Linked DNA regions of Homo sapiens: region 1 is linked to region 2. A link is a contact called in ENCODE Hi-C or POLR2A ChIA-PET data. All regions are on one chromosome and are shown on one strand. The core of a region is the stretch at or near the end of the contact, and the rest is flanking DNA. Distances in the headings are between cores, read along the strand shown. Region 1 overlaps MAPKAP1 (MAPK associated protein 1). Region 2 overlaps PBX3 (PBX homeobox 3).

Evidence for each region. A loop is a pair of places that touch in the nucleus more often than their neighbours do. ChIA-PET counts read pairs that join two places held with the same protein, here RNA polymerase II (POLR2A). Pooled maps may share reads with other maps.
Region 1: a map of Right ventricle myocardium inferior shows a loop between it and region 2 (2.5-fold over the local background). The contact joins two enhancer-like sites. A Hi-C loop is called at or near these places in 2 of 168 maps with a recorded cell type or tissue (Right ventricle myocardium inferior and chondrocyte), 5 of 37 single-sample maps with no recorded cell type and 8 of 50 pooled maps. POLR2A ChIA-PET finds 5 or more read pairs at or near these places in 2 of 52 experiments (activated CD4-positive, alpha-beta T cell and activated CD8-positive, alpha-beta memory T cell).

What each region holds. Positions count from the first base shown.
Region 1 is chr9:125,554,064-125,561,497 of GRCh38, reverse strand. MAPKAP1 (MAPK associated protein 1) reads left to right here. Exons shown (of 12, transcript NM_001006617.3): 6 at 1,689-1,865. Among named protein-coding and RNA genes, the nearest start is that of MAPKAP1, 150 kb to the left of the region's middle. Within about 2 kb of position 2,862, at least 4 of the 41 ENCODE cell types and tissues checked have a DNase peak (open chromatin) inside an H3K27ac peak, as active enhancers do.
Region 2 is chr9:125,884,630-125,892,112 of GRCh38, reverse strand. All of the region lies in intron 2 of PBX3 (PBX homeobox 3), which reads right to left. Among named protein-coding and RNA genes, the nearest start is that of PBX3, 140 kb to the right of the region's middle. RefSeq lists a silencer at 2,162-2,381 and an enhancer at 7,295-7,483. Within about 2 kb of position 3,017, at least 11 of the 41 ENCODE cell types and tissues checked have a DNase peak (open chromatin) inside an H3K27ac peak, as active enhancers do.

The DNA of each region.
Region 1 (7,434 bases), core at 1,613-4,112, 330 kb after region 2:
TTTAAATATCTTAACAGCATTACAAATACCTGAAATGTAAAGTGACAAACATAGCTAGATTACTTTCTTGTTATCAATCCATTTAGCAAATTTACAGTTTCCATTAATTTTAATTTGTCCTTATTACTTGTTTTTTATAATAAATATCTCTTAGTCATGACAGACTCACTGAGTATAGATCGCCTGAAGTAGGCTCCCTCTCTTGCAATAAGCAGAGTTGCAGCTAAAGATTTGTGAATTAATTGGGAAAATTGCAAGTCAGGTAGTCAGTGAAATAATTCATTGTCACATCCAGTCAATAAACTTGGTAAATCAACTCATTTAATTCAAAAAATGATCTATATAGATCAACCAACCAATTAAACAATTAGCATACACTTTGCAATTAATTAATTTAAGCATCAATCATGTAATTAAAACTCCAAACTTAAGCTGCAGAATTTAGAATTCTACTGCCTTGTGAGCTATTGGGTTCCTGCTTCTGAAGCTAGCATAATTCTGAAGCTCGCAGGTTTGCGGTTTGGAGCAATTGAATTGATTGCACTCTTACACTGTCTGTATGTTGGTATAGTTTCCCATCCTCTTTGAACAGATCAACTTTTTACTTCCCCCAAAGAGGGTATGTGTTGATTCTAAACTGGGCAAGACTGCAATCTGGGAGTACTGTCTGGACATTCTAGGGAGTGGGAAGTGTGCAGAAGTAGTCAAGAGGACCAGGTATCTGTGTCAGGACTAATCCAGTCATTTGCTTTTACTCTGCTAAGGATCCATGGTGTTTGAAGTCAGATTCTACCAACTGACTTAGATACTCTTTAGAGAAGGGAGAACTGTATGGATTGTCTTGGTTACCTTGAGTATTTCTCCTGATCTAGAGCACAAATATTTTCTTTTTTAATTTTAATTTTATTTTTTTGAGACAGGGTCTTAACTCTGTTGCCCAGGCTGGAGTGAAGTAACACCATCATAGCTCACTGCAGCCTCGACCTCACGGGCTCAAGTGATCCTCTCACCTCAGCCTCCTGAGTAGCTGGAACTACAGGCGCATACCACCATGTCTGGCTAATTTTTGTATTTTAGCAGAGATGGGGTTTTGCCATGTTGCCTAGCTAGTCTTGAACTCCTGGGATCAAGCGATCTGCCTGCCTCAGCCTCCCAAAGTGCTGGGATTACAGGCATGAGCCACCATGCCTGTCCAGATATTTTCTTAATCCTAACCATAAATCAAAGGCCTCTGACCCCTGCCTTCCCCGAGGCCAGATAATCTTCCCCCCTTTACAGTTTTGTTTGTATCTGTTTTATATATATATTTTTTACATTTGTATTGTAGCTAGTGTAATGCTTATTACTTTTCCTCCCTACTATGCTGTAAGCTGCTTTTAGGGCTGATACTAAATCTCACCTTTGATCTAAGAGGTTAGGTTCTTTGTCGTAGCTGCAATAGGGCTCAGTGAATGTTGCAAGAATAGAGTAGTATAAAGACCTTCATTTCACACTGTTTTTCTCCCCTTTGCATTGCCATGTGTATTCTCTCTATCAAATGAAGTAGGATTTGGGATTTTTTACTGTATCACCAGGCTTGGGGTAAAGAAAAGCAGTCTCCTCAATTTGCTTGCTGTGCACCATACCCTCTGGTCTTCTTGTCCCTTCCCTACCTTGGTATTCACTCGCCTTTTTGGTTTTCCTTTCAGTGACAATGTCAGTGCCTACTGCCTGCATATTGCTGAGGATGATGGGGAGGTGGACACCGATTTCCCCCCGCTGGATTCCAATGAGCCCATTCATAAGTTTGGCTTCAGTACTTTGGCCCTGGTTGAAAAGTACTCATCTCCTGGTCTGACATCCAAAGAGTCACTCTTTGTTCGAATGTGAGTACTGACTCTATTACTTCTCTCGGTATCTCATCCCAACCTTCTAGCATTTTGGATCTGATTTTGGTTTTGTTCATCAAATAAATGATATTTGGCATCTGGAGAGTCCACTGGTAATAACGATGACTCCCAGAGAGATGCTGAGGACGACATTCGCATTGTATTTCATGCCTCTGCACCTAGGCTACGCAGACTGCTTTGCAGTGGCACATTGTGTGAAGCAGATCTCTGAACGGCATGTCCAGAGCCAGGCCTCTGGAAACACTGGTGCACTGGGAGCCTGTGAAGCAAAACTTCTAGGTTTGCACCTTCTCTGCGAGGAATACACACTAACTGAAAATGTGCACTGTGGCCACTTCTCTCTTGTGACTTAAAATAATTTTCTCTCAGACCAAATTTGACCTTCCCTGTCAGTTGCCTGCCTTGAGACTGAGCACATGTCTTCAGCTTTTTTTTTGTGCCTTTCTCAGAAAAGCGTGTGTAAATGCATAAAATAAAATCCACTGGAATATAAAAGTATTCTGTTATTTAAAGTTATCAGATTATTGAACAAATTCATGATATAGTAATATGTGTGGCTTTACTAGTAGATTAAACAATATCCAGCTGTATACCTAACAGTAACTCCTGAAGCCTGTTGTTTCAAAGCGGTGATGAGCATAAATGGTATTTGAGAAATCTGCAACAGCTGTAATGTGCTGTAGTGTTAGCTATGACTTCTGTTCATGACAGAGTCACTGGCACTGTGATTCTGCTGTGATTGTTTGCCTACACTTATAAATCAAGGAAATGCAAAATATTAGAAGTTAGTGAAAATTAAAATGTAGTTTTTATCCATTCAAGTTTATGAGCTCCTGAGTTTTATCCACATGTCCCAGTTGTTAAGGGAAAACCTGCTGCATTTGGATTTTACTCTCAAACCTAAGCTTTTTTTCAACCTAGGCCTCAGCAGTCCTTCTCATGGCTGTCTCCTGGGAACAATAGCGATCCCTTTGGCACCCCCTGCTGTTAGTAACCAGCAAATTCACTGCTCAAAAGGGATTGCTTTAGAAGACATTTCCCTGTCTCTCTCAACATACTGCCTTTGTTTGAGATTGTTACAGAAAATAGGGTTATGCTACATATGATATATGAGTATTTTGGCTCTTTCTACCCTTGAGCAAAGAAAGAATAACTGAGTACCTGGGGGTAAGCTGGGGAGTGGGCCCTCAGGCTTTCATGGTGGCCGTTTCATCCCTACTACAAGGTCAAGTTTGGTGTAAATAACAGCAAATTTTTTCCTGCTTTTTCATTTCAGAGGTACTAAAATAACTTTAAAGGATATTTAAAATAATTGAAAAGTTGGCCAATGATGCCTCCATCTTAACTATTTTTAATCTTGTATAATAATCGTGTGTATATGTTACTCAGTTTCACTTGTAGCACACATATTTTTGTGTTATTTTTACTTGACATTAAATTAGGTCAGGCGCAGTGGCTCACGCCTGTAATCCCAGCACTTTGGGAGACCGAGGCAGGCCAGGATTTGGGAGGCCGAGGAGGGTCAAGAGTTCGAAACCAGCTTGGCCAACATGGTGAAACCCCGTCTCTACTAAAAATACAAAAATTAACCGGATGCAGTGGTGGGCACCTGTAATCCCAGCTACTCGGGAGTCTGAGGCAGGAGAATCGCTGGAACCCGGGAGGCGGAGGTAGCAGTTAGCTGAGATCGCGCCATTGCACTCCAGCCTGGGCGACAAAGTGAGACTCCATCTAAAAATAATAAATTATAAACGTTTCAGTATTTGTTCTTAATTCCTACAGTCTGTATTTATGTGCCAGAGATCTAGGCAGAGACAGCACTACCCTCATGGAGCTTACTATCTAGTAGTGAGACAGTTGTCAAATAATTAAAATGTGATAAGCAGTATAAAAGAAAAGTGTATGGGTTGTAGTGGAAGCCGATCACAGAATATTTAGATTGCTTCCTTGTGTGGTTTTAATAAGTAATTTGATGATGATGGTCATTATCTATATACCTTTTATTCTGTTGAACAACTTCCTTAGGATCATGCCTTGTAAGTAGGATTATTGGTCAGAGTAAAAACATCTTTAGACTCACTTTTTATTGACAATAGCCCTCTGAAAGATGTCCTAATTTACAATGTTACCAACAGAATTCCTAAAATCATTTTTATAGTTTTACCATTACAAGGTATTAGAAGTTTTTTTTTCTACTCTAAAAGATATACACAGTGGCATTTCGATAGTTTTTACTTGCATTTTTATTGATTATTAATATGACTAGAACTTTTTCTACATGAATGTTAACACATGATCATAGCAGTCTTTTGAACCAGAAGTCCTTTTTTAAAGCAAGAGGCTTTAAATCACTGAGTTTTCAGTAGAGTGGAGTGGGGCTAGGATTCATATGCCTTTCCAGGAGGGGCATCTAAGACTACACAGTGTTTCACTATGAACCCTGCCTTCTGGAGAATAGGAAGGAGGGGGAAGGCAGAGAGTAACAACTGCTTTAAACTTAATACTCTGTTTTTTGATCCTGAATTACTCCCATCCCTGTGTTCCCACTCCCAGACACACACATAGCCCAGTCAATCCTTTTTCTATTTTAAAATTCAAGAGAGTTTATTTGATGTGTCTGGAGTGTTTCTGAAAACACGAGGTAAAGTGAAATCTTTATATGTGAGCATTAAGAACAAAAGTGTCAATAAATTTTCTTTTTCTCAGTCGTCTGATGAAATAGTACAGATTACTGACCGTTTGCCCTGTGTGTATTTTCTTGGTTCAGCAACCTCTTACTCGCCTTTCTGGTCTATATTCTAAGTTAGTAAAGCTTCTCCTACAGATGCAGAACAGAGCAGACCTTCAGGAGTCTGTAGGGATGTGTCTAAAGTTTCAGAGAAGGAAATCCCAGCAAAATAAATAAAGCCGTAACTACTCCTCCTCGTCATTTCCCCCCTTTCCTCCTTCCATTTGTCTCCCAGTAGAGGAGGGACAAGAAGTGGCTGGGAAGACACTAAGCTGAAACAGAAAGAGGCAAGTAGGTTTGACATAGGGAGTGAACTAATACTTACTAAGGGCCAACTATGCATATGCTATCTCACTTAATCCCAAAATAGCCCAGTTTTTATGAACAATTTAGAGGCGTGGAACCTGAGGGTGAGCAATATTGTTCTTAGGCCTGGATTTGACGCCATCCCTGACTTTAAAGTCCATGCCCTTTCCAACCCTCTGCTGAAAGATTGAGGCTGGGGAATCTGGTGTTGGTTTAACCTGTGAATCTCACTGTCTTAAGGCTGACATTCAGCCACTGCTATAGTGCAGTAGGTGACAGCATGGTGGGCTGTGAGCCAGATCGCTTGGATGCCGATCCTAGCCTTGCCCTTACTAGTGTGTGTGGTCCTGGATGAATATTTAACTTTTCTGTGGCTCAGTGAAATGGAGATAATAATACCTACCTCACAGATCAGTTATGAGGATTAAATGAGTTAATAGATCTGAAGCACTTAGAACAGTGTTTAGCATATGTACGCATCATCTTAGTGTTAGCTGCTGTTATTGTTACTATTAATAAACAACCCTTGGAGAGCAAGAACTGAATTATCTGTGCCCACAATACTCACCATCACTCCATTACTGTGATAGATCTGTCACACGTATTTCTTGAATGGGTTACTGAGTAGATCTCTGCCACTTCTACATTTTTCTTCTCCGACTTTGTTTTATAGCAGAGGAGGGGTAGTGTTTAGGTGGACATTGCTCAGCTGGACTGAAAAAGCTGAATTGGAATAACTTTCAGTGAACATGGGCAGTGGGTAAACATCGAGGATCTACATACTTTCAAATGAGTCCTCTTATGAGCACACATCCTCTGAGTTAGTAGCAAGACCATTAACTTCTTGAAGACTAGGAAGGCACAGTCTTATTGTCTCTCTGTATCCTGAGCACCCAGCACAGGGCTTCATGGAGAAGGAATGACTGAAACTTCAGGTGTCTGTGGGCTGCCAGGAGGACACCTGACCCAGCAGTGTGTCCCACCTTGCTTTCTAAGACCTCTTCCCCTTTTTTACACCCGTTCCTGCCTTTCAAATACCAGGAAGCCCATGTCGCCTTCTGACCTTTAGAGGCCCTCACACCGGCTATTCCCGGGGCTCCAGTACCATCTTTCCCTCTAAGTGCGGCAGCACAGACTTTGAATTTAGGCAAACCTGGGTTCATGTTTCAGCTTCAATAGTATCTTGCTACATGCATGACCTTAGACAATTTTACTTACCTTTGTTAAGTCTCAGTTTCTTCATCTTTAAAATTTGGGTAACAGTAACTATCTCATGGAATTGTCATGAGGGAGTTTCTTAAATGTAAGTTATGTACAGAACTCTTTTAAAGGGAAATAAATTCTCCTAAAGTCTCAATGTTTATCCAAATGAGTTTTTTAATAATGCTACTTAGATACATGCAAATACAAAGTTCTGTAATGTTTAGCTATAAATTCAGTGTTTTTACACAACCTAAACAAAATTACAAACTAAATACAGATAAAATTATAACGTTAATAAAATACAAATTAACAACTTTAATGTAACAGATGATGTTTTGCTGAAATTAAACATTGCTGATGTTGGGTTTAATTGGGTGTTAAATGTTTTACTTGTCAACTTGAGTCTTTTGATTTTCATATGAGACATCACGATTAACATCCTTTTAAACAGTGTATTTTTAACTACTCGTCCATTATTTTAGTGGGCCAATTGATTTATAATGTGTCCCCCCACACAAACACATAAATTTTAAATGTTCTTTACTAGAAAATGCTTTTTTTTTTTTTTTTTTTTTTTGATAAGTGTCTTGCTGTGTGGCCTAGTCTGGAGTGCAGTGATGTGATCATGGCTCACTGCAGCCCCAAACTCCTGGGCTCAAAGGACCCTCCTGCCTCAGCCTCCCAAGTAGCTGGAACTACAGGCATGTGTCACCATGCCCAACTAACTCTATTTTTAGTAGAGACAAGGTCTCACTGTGTTGCCCAGGCTGGTCCTGAACTCCTGAGCTCAAGCAGTCCTCCTGCCTCGGCCTCCCAAAGTGTTAGGATTACAGGCATGAGCCACCGCTCCTAACCTAGAAAACTCTACTTTACGTTTGGCCCACCACGCTTTCTGTTAGTATGATCAGTTTGTGATGGTTTGTCCAGGACTCTCCCTGTTTCAAAACTGAAAGTCCTGAATCTATGAGCACTCCCTGATGCTCACCTCCAACCCCTTCCTCCATCCTAGGTAAACCAGATTGGTCACTCTACTTTATCTGTTGCTTGGTCTATACATAAGTGGGCTCTGCCTGACTGATACTTGTGTATAGTGTGACTTGGCACCAAACAGCACAGATTTTTCAGAGACCAGCAAGACTGTTCATAGAGATCTTTGTGCCCACTGAATTCTGTCACCATTTTTCTCTGTTCAGCAAACAAGTTCTGTATGCAGCTTGCAGTAATGCCATTTGACTTTTACTAAGTTTGTTAGTTATGTTAAATAACTCTAGCTGCTGGAACACATAACCCCCCAAATCTCGCCACGTT
Region 2 (7,483 bases), core at 1,768-4,267:
CATCTCTACTAAAAAAAATACAAAAATTAGCCGGGCATGGTGGTAAGTGCCTGTAATCCCAGCTACTCGGGAGGCCGGGGCAGGAGAATTGCTTGAATCTGGGAGACAGAGGTTGCAGTGAGCCGAGATCACGCCAATGCATCCAGCCTTGGGGACAGAGTGAGACTCCGTCTCAAAAAAATTAATAAAATAAAATAAAATGCTGATTGAACAGGTAGGCCTAATTTCGGAAGCTCCCTTTACATACGGGTAAAATTAAAGATGAAATGCACATAATAGTAGTCCCTTAACTCTTAAATAGAATAGAAACAGAGTCAAAATACAAAATTCTGGGACTACATACTTAGGATATGTACAGATAATGATACATAGATACACATGGTTAAAATTCCAAGGGCTCATGGTTAAATGGCTAAATTTGGTATATGTTTTTAACTTTGTCATTTTTAAAGAATAGAGATGTTTTTCCTAAGGCTTAAAAGAAAACAAACTTTTGAATTTTTCTTTCATTGTGAGTTCAAGCAACGTAGTAGGAGAAAAAATTAACTCTATAAACATTTTATTCTATTTGTGTAACATCACATTGCAATCTTTTGTACATCCATACATTTTTACACAATGGCTGTAAGTACCTAAGTACTTTCCTCTCTGCTTTTTCATTTCATTTTCCTGTTACCAATACTGTCCATTTGACTGAACCTCACGGAACTGCCATTTTCTAAGTCACAAATGGTCAGATATCAACTTCTAATGATTTGGCATTCATTTTAGATAGTTGCATCTTTATATATTTCACTTGAGAAAATAAACGGTTATCTATAATAATAAATTGTAAGTACTTAAAAGTGACTTCTAAAATATGTATTATATGGGAAAGATCAATGTTTTCCTTATAGGCCAAGGAAGCAAATGTCATTTGTTTTTGAAAATAGTTCATTTTTGGAACCAGTGCATAGTACAAACGTCAGAAAAGAGTAAACATTTTTAAAGTAATACATGTTATCTATTTCATACATAGAAAGAAAGAAAAAGATAAAGGTACTAGACTGGTTTCTTCAGAAATTATGACTTTGGCTAGGACAGAGCTAAATGTTATCATGGTTGGCAACTACACATGGCCTTGAAAGGATGGCCTAGTTCCTTTTGGAAAAATTTTCAGTGTGATTGCTCCTGGCCAAATTTGACAGGATTTACTCATTAAATGCTGTGCACACAATCCTTTATTTTAAAGAAAAGCACAAAATATTACCATGGAACTGTTTTGTTAATCTAAAAAGGGGCAAGGCTTCTTTTTTTAATCTTTTCAAATCTCAGTGCTCTGTTGTTCTGCTGGCTCTGATATTTGGCTAGTCATTCCTTGCAAACATACAATTCTACTCCCACACAATTAGATGCATACACTACATTGTAGAAATACTGCACAATAATCTTTGCTGATATTCTTTAAAAGTATAAAAAGAATAGAGAAAGCACATTTATCCTCCCCACCATCCCCAATATTTCTTGACTAGAGCCAAGTCACTGGGGGTGGGATGGGGGAAGGCAGTGGTGACAACAGCAATCTTTCTATGGTGTCCGTATTTAAATCCTGGAAAGAGCAATAATTTTGGTTTTCTGGAATGTTTTCCAACCAGTAATAATGAGGTAATAATTTCCCATCACCTAGGACATAGTAGGTACTCAAAAAATGTTTGTACATTTAAATTCCCTGTGGAATTCCCTTTGGAATTCAGTCTCCCGTTGAAAAACACAACCATTAAGTTAGGATACTTCAGAGCCAATTACCGTGGGAAAACCTCCCAGATGATGTTTCATACTTATGGTGAAGGCTTAGTTATTTTTTTCTCAACCACCATTGTTTTGAAGCTGGTTGGGAATTTTTTCCTATCTGTTGAAAATGTTCACATGGTGGTTATGCAGTCCTCCTCTGAGAAACCGGAGTCGGCAGCAGCCCAGATGTTTGAAATCAAGAAAATGCATCCTCTACCATCGCCAGGCCTCAAATCAAGTTTCTGGTTTGGATTGGAAAAGCACTAACTTTGGGACCACGGAGAGGTTCTGACTTGCAGTGGGTGCTGACCCCAGGGCACAAGGTCGGCGGGCAACGCGCGTTCTCTCGGCCGCAGCCGGCTAAGGTCAGCTGCTACAGCGGGGCGCAGCCGGGGCCGCCGGCGCGGGGGACCGCTCAGGGCGCTCTGCCCCGCGGCTTTCGGGGCGCGCCGGGCAGCGCGAGCGCGGGCGGGCGTCGGGCGCGCCCATTGTTCTCGCAGCGCGGAGCCGCGGAGCGGCGGACGGCGATCCGGCTCCCCCTCCCGCGTTCGCGCCGGGAGGCCCCGCGGCCCGGCCCCGCTCCCCGCCGCGGCGCGCCCCCGCCCTGCTGGCTGACAGCGAATTCTCACCGCCCTGACTGCATAATTAATGTAAATGGAGCAGCCTCCGTGTCATGTGCGGGCTCTTTGGGTTTACTTTTGTGCGACACTTACACAGGAATATTAACTAGAGAAAGCAGCATCACAACAGGGGTGGAAAATCAGCCTGTCAGGGACTCATTGCAAATGCCACTGAGAGCGGAGCGGCTTCAAGATTGTTTCATCAAGGTGACTGAGAACAAAAACTACTGAGGAAAGAAAATTCGAGCTTAAACCGAGCTCCCATACATCCATTATTTATCGTTCTAGATCCTTTAGGAACGAGATTTCTAACACATCTTTATGCAGAACTCGGGACCGGAGGAAAGGGGCGAGGCCGCTGCGTGTGTGCACTGCCAAGCGAGCCGTGGCTCGGCCCGTGCGTGTGCAAGCGCCCCTGCTCCCCACGTGTGCAGACGCCCTTCAACAGCCCACAGCCAGAGAGGGAAAGGCCCGGACCAGGAGACAGCTCTCCACGGGTCAGTGAGTTATTCCAAGAAACCACGGGGATGTGGGCGAACCCACACTTAACTGAAATTAAGGCCTACGTTCCTGGGGATGCTAAGAGCCTTGCAATAAGGTGTCTGGTGTATAGGGCTGTTATCCACTTCCAAATTACGTTAAGGCCATTTTATTGTAATACGTGGTCACTGACTTTTCCCTTTCATAACCTGCTGTGGGTGAGAATACCTAAAAGTCAAAAGAGTAAATTCCCAAAGCATATTTTACACCCAAAAATGTACATTTTTGGAAAAACATTTTCACTTCATACTCATAATCATCCAGAATATTCCATATTGGATGTGTCCTCTTTTCCAAAGGAGCTGAAAAGGTGACTTCCCAAATCTGAATGCAGCCTGACCTAAATTAGCACCCAATCCTGCTTACACTTTCCAGTCCAGACTACTATATTGGCCTGCCATAAAAATTATTTTAAAAATTAAGAATTTATATCTCAAATATAAACAGTTACTAGAATTCATTTAGACTGAAACAGGGCATTATAAATTTATGAACAAATTAATTACCAGTTTCATTAATGCTGTTTTTATAATGAGTAAGTAATCAAGTCCAAAACTTTACTAAGTTTGTACCCAATCTAGGAGAGGAAATACATTAGAAAACAAACGGCCAAAAAAAAAAAAAGAAATATCAAATCGTATCCCTCCCAAAAAAATGCCATCAAGTGAGAGCATCTGTTTCTGGTAAAGCATGTATGCCGCCTCTCCTCTCCTACAGCAGAGTGACTTAATCCTGAATGTTCTCAAGGAATTCCTCCATACAAAGGGTCAATTGTATGCTACAGAATAACCTTACACGTATTTGTCTACTAAATGATTGAGAGCTAAATCCATCTGCATGTCTTTACTGGCTTAATTAAATATAGGTACAATAACTGAAAATAATTCAGTACACTACACGACAGAAGAGATCAAAATGGACATGCCGATCAAAAGGTTTACTTTAGACAGGAAGCAGCCCGTCAGACCATTATTACAAATTAAAGGTATTATATTCAAGTCATTTTTAATCTCTTAAAAATGAATAACCCACATTAAATCATTTTTCTCCACAGAGGTAACATTTCTTTTACGTCTAAATGCACATATTCCTCACCATGCTTCAGTTCTTTTACTAGTAGTAGAAGTCTATCTATTACACTTATCATGTAAGTCAACATTCACACCAAGTTTGGATTCCTCTCTCTTTACATGATATAACTGATTCATCACACATTTGCACTTAAGAAATGAGAATTCACAAGCTGATTATGCACAGTAATCTATCTCCTGAATCTCATTTTACTGCAGTAAAATTCTTATTGGCATTTTGTAGTTAATAACTTCTATATTAACAAATGCTGCTTTATGTCCAGACACTATGCTTGATAAACATGAGATAAATTTACCCTTACTTTCTAATAACAACTAAATTAGCTTTCTAATTCTGGAACTTTTTACTTTTAAGAACTTAAAATCTCATGTATATCAATTTTACTGTTTTTAAAAAGATACCAAATTTAGGATCAATACACAAAAAACAAAAATACACAGAAAAGTCCCTTGAGATACTGATGTGAAACCTGCAGCTCACTGATTCTGTTCTTGATAATATGTTGTTAAACTGGCAAACATGCTGACCTTGTGTGCAAAGGCAGAATTGTGCATACGCAACATAAAGTTAAAAAACAGCTTCAAAATGTCTGTTTAAAACTGTAGGCTACAAAACCTTAAAATACAGTCAGCATTCCATAGTTTATTTTAAATTGGCAACCACAATTTAACAAGCTATTCTAACAAATGATTAGCATAGCGTGTGCTTTTCTTTAGCCATCAATTATGACACAGGGTAATGCAGGGCACAACTTAAGTGTCAAATTACAATATGCTATACAAAACCACTTTGCAACACAGCTTTCTGTTTGCTTAGCAATTACTACAGAGCACACTGCTTTTCATGAAAGGAATTGGTCAGAACTGTTTATAAGAATTGCCACAAATGTTTATATATTTATATTATAAAGAATTAGTTGACAATTTCATAAAATTTCTCTTCAACAATTTAATAAAATGGCTGGGTTATTTATCTTGTGTTGGTTGAAAGCTGTGCATACAACCAAAATGGTCTGGGTTGTCTTCTTCTTAAAATGAGATTCTTCCATGATATGTGACAAAAGTAGAATAGTATTTTTCCAAGACCAAAGTATGAAAAGCCTTTTTACTAATTTGTCCACCAAAAAAATTAAAAACTTTTATTATATGAACTGCTGTATAGTGAAAATCTAAATTAGTGAAGTCTATAATCATTCTGAAGACAGAGTAATGTCTCTTTAAAATCTTCAATAAGGCAAACATGGATTTAAATGCAAAATAAAAAAATTTTTCAGAAATGTTGTTCAAGTTGTAATTTTCACACAGCAGTCACTATCTCAATACTTGATCTATCAGTGGTAAAAATGAATAAAGGTTATCTGTCTTAATTGTAGGACCATCCATTAATTCATAAAACTCTTATGTGAATAAATACTTAATGAGAAAAGGGAAAAAATACACAAAACAGTTTTTATGCTGGTTTTTTCCGTTCTGCTGCTGTCCTTTCTCCTGCATTTGCCTAAAGGCTCTCAGTAAATTACACTCCCAGTAAATGACTGTAATTTACCCGTTGAATTCCCTTGTTCAGGAAAAGCACAAAAACACATTCCAGCATTTCCACAGCTCAAATTTACCATTCGGGATGTCAAGAACAATCCATGGGCAGTAATTTGAAACTGTTTGAACCTTCAAATGAGGGAAATTAGAAATGTTTTGAGAACTAAGATTTTCAGTGAGGAGATAAAAACCTGATAAAAATCTCTTAACTGTTGTGTTCCTTTCTTCCCCCTCCCATATCAGAGGCAGAGGCCTATATAAACTATTCCACAGTGGGTTTTGAGACAGTGCTATAGAATATAGCATTAACAAAATAAGTCAAATTTACATTTTCTAGAATAGTTTTTAATGATAATATACACTACATTAATGTCACACTTAATATTAAAAACATAGATCCTGCTATACACTTTTTAATCACAACTGTTTCCCCATGCACTATCTACCCATCACTCAAAATAACTTCCTCCAGTACAACTTACATGAGCAAAGTTGCAAAGACTCAGGGCCCCAGGGATACCTAGCAGTCACTATTAACATTATTTTTATAAACAAGAACAAAGACTTTCTGTTTAGTTACATTTCAATACAGAGAAATCCCATGTACAAAGAAATGTAAACATTTACATGGGCCAAACCTAAATGGTATCATTTAATATTTTAATATTTAACACAGGCCAACATATAGAATAAACCAGCACAATCCCCAATGTAAACACTTATTGCTGTAAAACTAACACACACACACACACACACATCCCCTACAGTTAAGAACGTTCAATAACCAAAACAGCCTATTTCACTCTGTCTAAAGGCAGGTTTTCATATGGCAAAATGGTTATAAATCCTCATTATCCTAAATAAAATTACAGCACTTTAAACATTTCCAGGGAGAACATTCTCTCTTCTAAACAACTACCTTCGCGAGTAATAGGAAGCAATATGGTTGCACTTGTGTCACAGTTGGAAGCCTTTTTAAACTGTCGCCCTGCTAGCAAACTGATTCTACATATTAAAATGAATGTGTTGCTTATTTCAAGGGGAAAAATCATTTATAAAATCAAGACCATTATTAGGATATTGTGACTTACTTCCTCTTTAAAGTGAACCAGAAGTACAGACGGGAATAATCTATATATGTACATATAACTTCACTCTCTACCAATTTGGTCTTACAAGAAAAGATATTCTTGAAAAAAGAGGCTTTGCATATTTAGCATTTAATAACCTAAATAGCCTATTGCCCTAAATATTTATGATCACAAACCATAAAGGAAAGAAAAACTAAATTTCCTTTCTAGGACAAAAGGTGAAGTCATTACAAATATCTCCAACTATATGACAGACCTTTATAAAAACAATACTATGTATGTATTTTTATCTACTTTATCTGACAAATGCATCCTTTTCCCAAGAGTTGTGCTGGTATCAAGGAGCACCCTACTTATTATAATAGCTGTATGACTGTAACAGATTCATAATCTGGGTTACTTTAACAGTTGACCTAAGCTGAATTTGTGTGCCCAACTTCTTGTTGTGCCCTGAAGTTCAAAGAGAAAAATGAATGATAAACATTATCATTCAATGGGCAAATGAAGATATTTCTCATGCTCAAATTTGTAATTAATTATGAAAATACATTGAAAGTCATAATGATACTTCTCTCTACATGCTTTTATCTAGGTATACAATAGCCATATGATGTTTTTAATTCCCCATAGATGATGAAAGAAGTTATGCATCCCCAAATAAAGGATAAACATCTCTTACAAGGTACTTACAGGGAAGTGCTGCTCTCTATGGAGTGGTTGCTTTGCTTGTTTATAAAACACTCTTTTTAGATTCTTCAACACTAGTGTTTGTTGGCATTTAGTGTGAATGATTTAAAATTTTTACAGTCTCAGTCTTTCCTACATTTGGAGAATG